Regions from separate parts of the Homo sapiens genome. Here region 1 is linked to region 2. A link is a loop called in an ENCODE intact Hi-C map of the cell type or tissue named here. Cell type or tissue: heart left ventricle. All regions are shown on one strand. Links, peaks and the distances in the headings refer to the core of each region. The heading gives the core; the rest is flanking DNA. Region 1 holds the start of LOC105370559 (a long non-coding RNA gene). Region 2 has its middle 180 kb from the start of SIPA1L1.

The links. Peaks named below come from ENCODE experiments on the same cell type or tissue, not always from the same donor. Only the 100,000 strongest peaks of a DNase experiment are listed, where the experiment ranks them.
Region 1: a loop joins it to region 2, with 3 times the contacts of the local background. A loop is called at or near these places in 4 of 110 quality-filtered maps.

Annotation. Positions count from the first base shown.
Region 1 is chr14:72,417,667-72,423,044 of GRCh38, forward strand. All of the region lies in intron 3 of RGS6 (regulator of G protein signaling 6), which reads left to right. LOC105370559 (a long non-coding RNA gene) reads right to left here and starts at 1,545. Exons shown (of 4, transcript XR_944018.3): 1 at 1,469-1,545; 2 at 55-182. In heart left ventricle, for the core only: a CTCF peak has its summit at 3,282; a DNase peak (open chromatin) is centred at 3,275.
Region 2 is chr14:71,136,682-71,142,059 of GRCh38, forward strand. No RefSeq gene overlaps it. Among named protein-coding and RNA genes, the nearest start is that of SIPA1L1, 180 kb to the right of the region's middle. In heart left ventricle, for the core only: CTCF peaks have their summits at 2,504 (motif pointing right) and 2,715; DNase peaks (open chromatin) are centred at 2,500 and 3,080.

The DNA of each region.
Region 1 (5,378 bases), core at 285-5,284, 1.3 Mb after region 2:
GCCTGCACTTCTGTTTCCTCACCTACAAAATATGCATAAAATAGCAGTACATACCTCACGGAGTTGTTCTGGGGCTTAAATGAGTTCATCTGTGCAAACATTTAGACGAAGTGCTTGACATAATCAGAGCTATGTAGGTGCTGTTAATTCTTCTTTGCCCCACTGGTCCCCAGGTTCCATATCTGTAACAAGAAGCAACTGGACCACATAATTTCACATCCTTTTATACCCAAGTTTTTGATCAAGAGAGCTCAGGCTGTACTTTAAGCTTAATGTGACAGTGATTTATAGCATAGCTTGGGGGCGATCTGAACACTTGGGGGCAGAAAAACAAGTTAGGCTTTCCCTGTTTCCATCATTCTCCCACCTTTCCTCCATCTGCCTGTCCCCACCTGGACATACATGCCAAAAGCCACGGCCCATTTTACTAGATCTAGGTAGTATGGGAAAAGACCATGAAGCGGACACATCATCTGTACTGCCAGTGTCTCTCTTCAAAATAAACTTTTTTTTTTTTTGAGCCTGAATCTCACTCTGTTGCCCAGGTTGGAGTACAATGGCATGATCTCAACTCACTGCAACCTCCACCTCCCGGGTTCAAGCAATTCTCCTGCCTCAGCTTCCCAAGTAGCTGGGATAACAGGCACCTGCCACTACAGCCGGCTAATTTTTGTATTTTTAGTAGAGATGGGGTTTCACCATGCTAGCCAGACTGGTCTCAAACTCCTGACCTCAAGCAATCCACTTACCTTGGCCTCCCAAAGTGCTAGGATTACAGGCATGAGCCACCGCGCCCGGCCCGCTTCAAAATAAACTTCTTTACCAGGAAATAGGATTAAGAGGAGGTAGAAGGAAATTAGAGTAGGATCAGAAAGATAGAAAAAGGAGTTTTCTCTGAAACAATAGGACAGCCAGATACAGGCTGAGCAGGCCCAATGATGGATAGAGAGGCACATCCACTGCTGAGCTCTAACCTAGAGAGAGAATGTCTCAAAACTCCTTGCATGGAAGGTGCCTGGAAATGTATTTATTCTCCTGTTGTTTATTCTCACCTCTCTTCATTCCTTTTTCTTTCTTCTGTCCTTGAATCGCAGCAGATAAAAAGACAAATCTGCTGAGAGGATGCATGTCACAAGTGGTCAGATGAATTACAGCCATAGCACCATATAGATAAGAGGCAAGGCTGGCGCCTGGGCAGGTCTGAGAGGGTCCAGGAGGACACACACCATATCAAATTGTGCAATTTAGCAAATGGCTGGTGGCAGACTGAAATGATAGTTAATCTGTTTTCCATGCACTAAAGGCTTTTGCCAAACTAAGATTTGCTGTGAAGACCCAAAGCTGGAGCCCACCCAGGGAGCGGGCTGCCTTGGATGCGTTTCCCAGCCTTCTACAGTGGATGCCAGTAAAACTAACTAGAGACATGAATGGGCACCAGGATAAACACAAGGGGATATTTTGTTCTTACCATTAGAGAAGGATACTGCTAACTGGCAAGAAGTCCCATGGTTGTTATCTTTTGATTAGTAGTAGTAAAAATACTATTTAAAGCTAGTAGCATTTTTTGAGAGCTTGCTTTACACTGGGTACTTTTTCAAGTGTCTTACAAGTATTCGCTCATTTTATCTGCACGGCAGCTGTATGAAGAGAATACTGTCATTATCTTCACTGCATAGGTGAGCAATGGAGGCACAGAGAAGTTCAGCAACTTGTCCAAGCTCTCATAGCTGGGAAGTGGCAGAGCCAGGCTTTGAACTCAGGCAGTCTGACTCAGAGTCCAAGACTGCCGGCCTGAATTGTAGGAGAGAGACAGTGCGGGTATACCAGGAACCAAATCCTATCGGCTGAACATCAGTGTTTAAGTCGAGCCCAGATGCTCTGCACAAAATACAATGTGTCTGTGCACATGTGACTGTTAATCAGCCATTTCCTTGGTTCCTGCTTTGTGCTGGCCACTGAGCTGGACCCTGTGGGATGGATAAATCAATGTCAGTCATGCCCCTGGAGACCTGGCTGTTGCAAAAAGGCTCCTGAAATCATCATAACCCAAAAGAGAAAAGGGCAGGTGCTGAAGAGAAGTATAGGTAAAGAGCAGCAAAATCATAAAGGAGGGGAGACTCTTTGCCTCTGTGGTATCAGGGAATGCTTCTCAGAGCGGGTGGCGTTTGCCCTGAGACTTGAAGTAGGAATTTAAAAACATAGAAATGCAGTGGAACGGGAAGAAGGACATTCTAGGTGGAGAGAAGTAGAGCAAAATGGTCCAATCTGCCCCCCTAAGGGTGTGAGACAGAGAAGTGGATGGGAAGGCCAGGAAGGCTGTCGCCATGTGGGCCGAACATGGGGAGGGAGGTGTTTGTCAGAATCAGAATGGACTCAGAGGGAAGCTGAGCTAAAAGCTTCAATTTACAGATGAAAGAAGAAAGAATTTGGATATGTGACTCACTCAGTGTACCAAGTTCGTGGCAGAAGTAAGTCTCAAACCCCAGGCTTGCCTCCAATTTTCTTTGCACTGATCTCCTGGCATAAACATGTGGCTAACAAGGGTCTCACAATGCCAGGAGGGTGTTACGTTTTTATAACCTGTTCTATTTGAGGGTCTCCAAAATTACATATTTGAAGTTAATATTAGCCAGATGCTAACTGTCTGCAGGCAAGAATAAGCACCCACTTTACATTGGGAGAAGCTAGAGATTTGGGAATCAGGATTTGCTGCAGATACTTTGAGGAATCTAGGCCTCTAATCCACAGTCTCCTAAATTCTGGAACTTCTGGCTTAATTACACTTTTTAATAACCAGTCATCATTGCTGCATAATTTGTGAGGTCTGGTATAGTATGATTCCTGTTCCCTTCAGCTAACCCTGCCCCCACCCCCATCCTTTAATAAACGTAAAACTTTTCTTTCCTGTGAATTCATTTTTTTCCCTTTTATCTTTTGGACCTTTGCAATTAACATATTAATATTTAATTCATATTACCTGAAGGTCCAAGAACACTTTTAAACTCATGAAAAACCTTCACTAGTAATTTAGCTGCTACCAAGGTATCCCTGAGCCCTCATTATTTGCCTCTGGAAAATGCCGTAAACGACATCTAACAGGCTTCAGCTCTGTACCTCTACAAATAAGAAATTAAGCAGTATTCAGAACGCCATTGATTATTAATTTAAAAGAAATCAAAAATCAATATCACATTCCTGTAACCTGGCAGTTTTTCTTAACTGAAGGCAGTTGCCTGCAGAAGCCTTGTGGCTTTCCAGAGCAACGGCGCCCCTTCGTGGTGATAATGTGAACTGCACCCCAGGCGTGATTGAAAATAAGGCAGAAAGGAATGCCGGCCTCGAGCAAGGACACCGGTTCATGCCCAAATCACTTCTGCTTTCAGCCAACAGACTGTTTCTGCCAAAAGATGGACGCAGCTAGATTTTTTTTTTTTTTGTACCGATAATCTGTCTTAAAACTTGGAGAGGATCTCTTTTCCCCTGTGAAGTCAGGAAAATGACAGCAAGCAGCATGGATTGGTTCGAATAATTTTCACCAGAAATGTGGGGTGAGGGGAAGGGATGGGACTGGAGTCAGAGCAGTGATCTGGCGGGATGGGGTGATGAGCCATACGGAGATGAGGTGTGGCGCCACGGGCTGGGAGTCAGGGATTATAGAGTGAGGGTGGGGTAGGATCTTCCTGGTCATCAAAACTATGAGAAATGTAATTATTTACATTTTAAACTAAGCCAAAGACTGTATTGAAATGTCTTACACCCAGAACAGAGAAGTGGTATCACCAAAGTTCAGAATTCCCAGCTCTAACGTGATGCCTTTGGGGACTGCCTCCCCACCCCAGGCTGACCTAACACACCCCTTTGAGAAAAGAGGATTTAGTTTCTCCTGACTGTGAATTGAATATGTGGGATGTGCCCCTCCAGGAGCTTCTAAAATCACCTCTGCTTTGACCTTGAGGGGCCGTGGTAGAGGGGAGACAGCACCGGCTTAGAAACCCCACGGCTCGGCTCTAGTCCCAGCATCAGTGGAGCACCAAGGGGAGAAAGTATTCATCACTGAGGTATTTTATGATATGTATATTGTTCCTGGGCAGTTGCACCCCTTATCGCCTGCACCCTGTGTACAGCTCCCCATTCCTCCTCCCTTGGAGGCCACTGTGCTATGTAACTTGCTGTGGGCTGCAAGAAAGACTGGGCTCCCGTTTCCTCTTCTGAAAGGCAGGAATCATGCTCCCGGCTGACCTCACAGAATCATTCCACAGATTAAATGGCGATATGGCTTGTCTGTGTTCACACTCAAATCCACATGTTGTGGGAGGGACCTGGTGGGTGGTAATTGAATCATGCGGGCAGGTCTTTCCCATGCTGTTCTTGTGATACAGAACAAACCTCATGAGATATGATGGTATCATAATGGGGGGAGGTTCCCCTGCACAAGCTCTCCCTTTGCCTGCTGCCATCTATGTAAGACATGACTTGCACCTCCTTGCCTTCTGCCATGATTGTGAGGCCTCCCCAGCCACGTGGAACTGTAAGTCCATTAAACCTCTTTCTTTTGTAAATTGCCCAGTCTTAGGTATGTCTTTATCAGCAGCATGAAAATGGACTAATACAAATGGGATGTAAAAATAAAATTCTTATATACTTAGAACGGCAATATGAGCTTTACATCTGAGTTATGCTATAATATCAATCAACATATATAATAATATAAAGTAGTATATTTATTATAAGTTATAATAACAGAGTGAGATAGCTTAGTAATTTCTTGTTAGTATCTGCAATCTTGGGGAAAACAAATCTAGAGAAATAAGTCCAAACTGGAGCTGCAGAGTCAAGTGGGCGAGAGAAAGAAGTCTCGCTTTTTTTGTTTTCCAGGAAAGCTCAGGTCCAGTTCAGCAGGCCAGCCCAAGAGACTGGGAGAGCCCTATGTACTCAGGAGAGCAGCCTCACCCCTCGTCCTTGTCCAAGATTGGGGAGTGGGTGCCCACAGCTTGTATGTGTCCCCATGAGAGTGGGTGTCATTATGAGGAGCATCAAAGGGCCAAGCACAGTGGTGACAGATGTGGGGGAATTTGCCATTCTGAGGGCAGAGGAGGTCAAACACAAGTGGACTCGCTTATTAAGCCCAGAAAGAGAACTGGGAGAGGAAGGCCAAGTGAGGATGGAGGCGGAGATCCAGGGCCCATCTGCAAGTCAAGGAGCACCGAGGATGCTCAGCAGCAGAGCCAGGAGAGGGCATGGAGCGGACTCGCTTGCAGAGCCTGTAGAAAGAACCAACTCTGCCGACACTTTGATTTTTAACTTCTGGCCTTCAGAACTGGGAGAGAATAAATTTCCATTGTTTTAACCCACAAAGGAAGAAAAAGACTATCAAGAGT
Region 2 (5,378 bases), core at 316-5,315:
TGGGCTGTGGCCCCACAGCAGCATCTAGGGGTGGGCGCCTGTGACCCCTGAAGCCCAAGTGGGCATGTGTTACAGTGCGCTCTTTTAGCTTTGCCATCCACCAATGGCTTAAGTGTTAAACAGCTTAGTAGACTCTCTGCCTTTTCACAAGGGCAGAGGGCCAGTGTGACAGCTTTCTGTATCTTGAGCTCTTGTCCAGTGTCCTGAATCAGGTGACACACAGACTTGGAGGATGGTGAATGTGGGGGTTTTATTGGGTGGTGGAGGTGGCTGTCAGTGGGATGGATGGGGAGCTGGAAAGGGGATGAAGTAGGAAGGTGATCTTCTCCTGGAGTTTGGCTGTCCTGAGGCTGATTTCCTCTCCAGCGGTCCCCAGCTGAACTCCTCCCAATGTTCCTTCTCTTCTCTCCTTCTCTGCTGCTCTTCTGTTCATCTGCTCATCTACTCCTGGAGCTGGGGGTTTGGGGTTTATATGGGTACAGGATAAACGGGTGTGGCAGGCTAAAAGGCAACTTTTGAACATGAAAACAGGAATGCCTGTTCCCATTTAGGGCCATGGGTATCCAGGCTTGAAGGTGGGACCTTTGCCAGGGAACTGCCCTCTTCTACCCAGTATTTCCCTGTCTCCTGTCCATATCAGCAGGATATTCATCTTGTATCATAGAAGAATGTCCTCATATTAATAAACTCTCTATTATCCAACTTTATATTCTATTTCTCTAGATTCAGTGCCCTCCAGATCCCACCCCATAAATATCCTCTCTGCTTCTGCCAGTACATGCTGGCTAGGCCCTATAGCGTCTTTGATGTATAGTCTCCTTCTCCCTCAAGGGACCCAGTACATTCCTGGCCTGGTTGTGTTGTGGCTTGACTGTAGCTTTTAGCCACGCAGGGAGGTGGGGATAAGTTATGAAAGGCATGAGGAGTCTTTGAGTTGTCTTCAAGCAGAGGGGTATGGGTCACATCTGCAGGCCAGTGTTTGGAGGACCTGGGGTTTCAAGAACCTCAAGTTGAACTGTGATGCAGTTATGACAGAGGCTTCAGCCAATCTCACAGATAGCTCTAGAGCTGCCATGATTCCCATCTCAAGTCTCCCTCCCAGCTGGGGCCTTGGCATAGTGGACTCATCTAAATGGAGAGTCCAGTCTTCTCTGGAGCTCCATTCACTTCTGAGCCTCAGCTGCTTCTGCCCTCTGGTTGAAGAAGATCAGGATCTCTTTATATGCTACCAAGGAGGCCTGTTGGACTTCAACACTTTGTCCTCGCAAAGAGTAACTGCCCTTGGCCTTTTGCTGTCTTTCTCCAGTGCAACCATAGCCCTCAACCTGTGAGGAGTGAAGGAAGCACTTTGGCCAGAGGGAGAAGCTGAACTGCAATGCAGTCACCACAGAGGCCTCAGCCAATCCCATAGGAAGTTCTGGGTCTCTGATGGTCCTTCAGAGTTGTCTGGATTTGAGGTACAGGGGCTGGGGCCACCCCGCCAACATTGATTAGTTATAGGATGTGGGCTACCCCCAGGAGGAGCTTTAACCTTGGGTGAATCAGTTTCCTTTGGATGGAGGGAAATCCCTGGGGAGGGACTTAACTTTGTGCAGTCAAGGGGAATGAGCATCTCATCATAAAGGAAAATTTGAGTGGCCGAATGGCACATGGCATGCATTCCATTGACACTGGGAATAAAGAGAGGGGGCTAGGGATAGGAAAATGATTTCTGGAAGAAGAATCGACAGGATATGCTGACCACAGAGCATCTGAATGAAGATAAGGTTCTCTCATTCAAGAAACATTTAATACCTTCCCTAGGCTCAGCCCTGTGTGAGATGCAGGTTGTGGACTTGAATGGTTCTTCACCTCAGGGAGCTCAAATTGAAAGCCATATGCCAAAGAAAGAGTGGAGACAGTGCCAAGATCTCAATATGCTGCAATGTGAATGGGAGGATGTGGCTAAAAAGACAAGACAATCCTTTGTTGTGATGGAGCTTTTCATGAGCTCTGGAGCTCACGTTTTCCCTCTCTCTAGAAACACCCAAATCCTTGGCTCAAAACGAGACTTCTTCCTTGAGGACTTTGAAGTATAGTACTAGCATCAGTGCCTACCCTGCTTCTTGTACCTTCCCCTTACCAATAATCACAGACACACACACACACACACACACGCACGCACACTCACTCTCACACACACACATACTCTCACACACACACGCACACTCTCACACTCACGCAAACTCACACCCACTCTCTCACACACACACACTCACACAGTGAATTGCACTACGTGAGGACTAGAGATGCAAATAGGGACAGTTGAGAGAATCCCATCGTAGGGAGTGCTTCCAGCCTCACACATGACAGCAATGTGCCCAGGAGTGACTTTTCTTTTTCTGTTTGTGAAGGAAATGAGCACCCCAGAGTCAGGAAGCCTCCCAAATCTCTGCAAATCAAGTCCTAGGACAAGGACAGCAGGGGCTCCGCCTCTCTGGTGCACCTTACGTGAACGGCCACAAGATGGCAGTAGGAGCTCAGCCGACGCTGGAGAGAGACTGAGGGTGGGGTGCTGGGGTCAGGGGAATGGAAAAGTGACCCCCTAGACATGCACGCATCCCAAAAGAGAGGTACGGAAGGACAAATCAATGGATGAAAGGCTCTTGGGACCTGTTTAAGCCACGAGTTTGCACACTACTGGCAACTGGCCGTTTCTCGTGCACACATCTATGCATGACTATACTTCTGCGCATTTGCCACATGTAAGTTCTTTCTCCTGGTTAAATATGACCCCTGCCACCCTAAACCTTACCATCACAATCGCCGGTGGAAATATCGGGAGTGTTGCAGAATCTGTGTGCCAAGTGCACTGACTCTCACAAGAGGCTGCACGCGGGGCTGTAAGGGTGGCTCTGGATGTGCCTTTGGCCACCAGCCTTTTCCTCTCAGGGGACAGCGAGGTGAGGGCAGCCTCTAGAGAACAAAGGGCAAACTGCCCTGCTTCCATCCGCACAGAGGGGACCGCTGATGGCGACAAGGTGACTGCGCTGCAGCGAAGGACGCCTAGCGTCTGGCGTTCTAATATGCCACAACGATCGTTTGCGTCCTGGGTTACGAGGACATCGCGGGCAGCCAGCCTCTCGGTGCAGGGGCCTCAGTGCTGCTGCCGACACACGCTCAGGTGAGGGATGTGTGCACACACCCAATCTTAGTGAGGACAACGGATAGAAATTACGAGGGAGTTTTTTTTTTCTTTTTTTGGAGACAGAGCCTCACTGTCGCCCAGGCCGGTGTGTAGTAATGCAGTCTCAGCTCACTGCAGCCTCTGCCTCCCGGGTTCAAGCGATTCTCCTGCCTCAGCCTTCGGAGTAGCTGGGACTACAGGCCTGCACCACCATGCCGGGCTAATTTTTGTATTTTTTAGTAGAGGGGGTTCTGCCATGTTGGCCAGGCTGGTCTTGAACTCCTGACCTCAGATGATCCGCCCGCCTTGGCCTCCCAAAGTGCTGGGATTGCAGCCGTGAGCCACTGCCTCTGGCCTCTGCACCAGGTACTTTACACTGGAACTTCTCAACTTCGGCATCCTGGGTGGGACAGGTCTTTGGTGTGTTGATGTGGATACAATACATCATATCCCTGGCCTCTACCCTCCAGATGCCAGTAGCACCAACCAGCCTTCTACAAGTTGTGGTAACCAACTTTTGTCAAATTGTGGCAGGCCAGGTCTCACTAACACAGGCCTCCATAACAACTGTTTCAGTACTGACTAAGTGGTTAAGTTAAACATTAAAAGCTAAAAAAAAGCTAGTGCCCTTATACAAAGGCTGGAATATAGCAGAAGCCCACCAAGCATCTTGCCTAGGCCTTTCCTGGGCCTTAAAGCATGACCAAATAATGAAAGAATTCTTAACAGGACCCTTTTAGGATTAGATGAGTTTTACTGGGGGTCTGAAGAAACTCCCCAGGCCTCCACAAATAAGTTTATTGGGGGTCTAAAGGAACTCCCCAAACCTCCGTGATTTAACAGGAGACAAGGATAATCACCTCACCACTTGGACCCATTTAGATTAAGCAAATTTACTGAGGCCCCAGAGGAAGGTCTTCAGTACTGAGACCTTAGTTATAGATTAAAAGAAGTTAATCACTTATGTCTTTAAATGAATGCACACTTACATGTAGACATACAGCTTAGAAGGTATACAAGCTCTGGAAAACTTTGTAATTTTGAATTGGTCTGGTGATAATTTCCAGGCCTTCTCCCTGTAACCGATTGCAGAAAATAAAACCTCTCTTCCTCCCCAGTTCATCTGCATCTCATTATTAGGTGGCGAGAAATAGCAGCCTGACCCTCAGTTTGGTCCGGGAACAAAATGTCCCCTGGGGGGCAGAGTGGAGGGGACAAAAGCTCCCTGGTAGAGAACCAGTGAATTAACTCATTTAATCCTAGAACAACCCTGAGGTGGGTAATATTTCTCCTTATTTATTTTTAAAAATTGTGGTAAAATATACATACACAACATTTACCATCGTAACCATTTTTAAGTGTGTAGTTCAGTGGCATTAAGTACATTCATACTGTTGTGCATCCATCTTCCCATCCATCTCTGGAACTCTTCATCTTGCGAAACTGAAACTATGCTCATTAAGCAAGAACTTCCCATTCCCCTCTTCCTCCAGCCCCTGGCAGCCACCGTCCTACTTTCCTTTTTTTTTTTTTTTTTTTTGAGACGGAGTCTTGCTCTTTTTGCCTAGGCTGGAGTGCAATGGTGCGATCTTGGCTCACTGCAACCTCCACCTCCTGGGTTCAAGTGATTCTTATGCCTCAGCCTCCCGAGTAGCTGGGATTACAGGTGCACACCACCACGCCTGGCTAATTTTTGTATTTTTTAATAGAGACAGGGTTTTTCCATGTTGGCCAGGCTGGTGTTGAACGCCTGACCTGCACCATTCTACTTTCTATCTCTACAAATTTGACAGCTCTAAGTACCTCATCTAAGTGGAATCATACAGTGTTTGTCCTTGGACTCAGCATGATGTCTTCAGAGTTCATCCATGTTGCAGTACACGTCCAGATTCTCTTCCTTTGAGGTTGAATAGTATTCCATGTATGTCTAGGCCACATTTTATTTATGCATTTCTCAGTGGATGAACACTTGGCTTGCTTCCACCTTTCAGCTTTTGTCAATGATGCTGCTATTAGTACTCCCTTTTGGCAGATGAGAAAACTGAGGCGTAAGAGGTGAAGTAACTTGCTGTAAGTTCCCCAGCTAGTGAGTAGCGCACCTAGATTCCAGCCAAGCAGTTGGCTTCAGAGGCTGCTGCTGAGACCTCCTCACTGCACACAGCCAGGCACCCACCCAGGCACCCACCCCCTTCCGATGCCATCTGATAAGCAG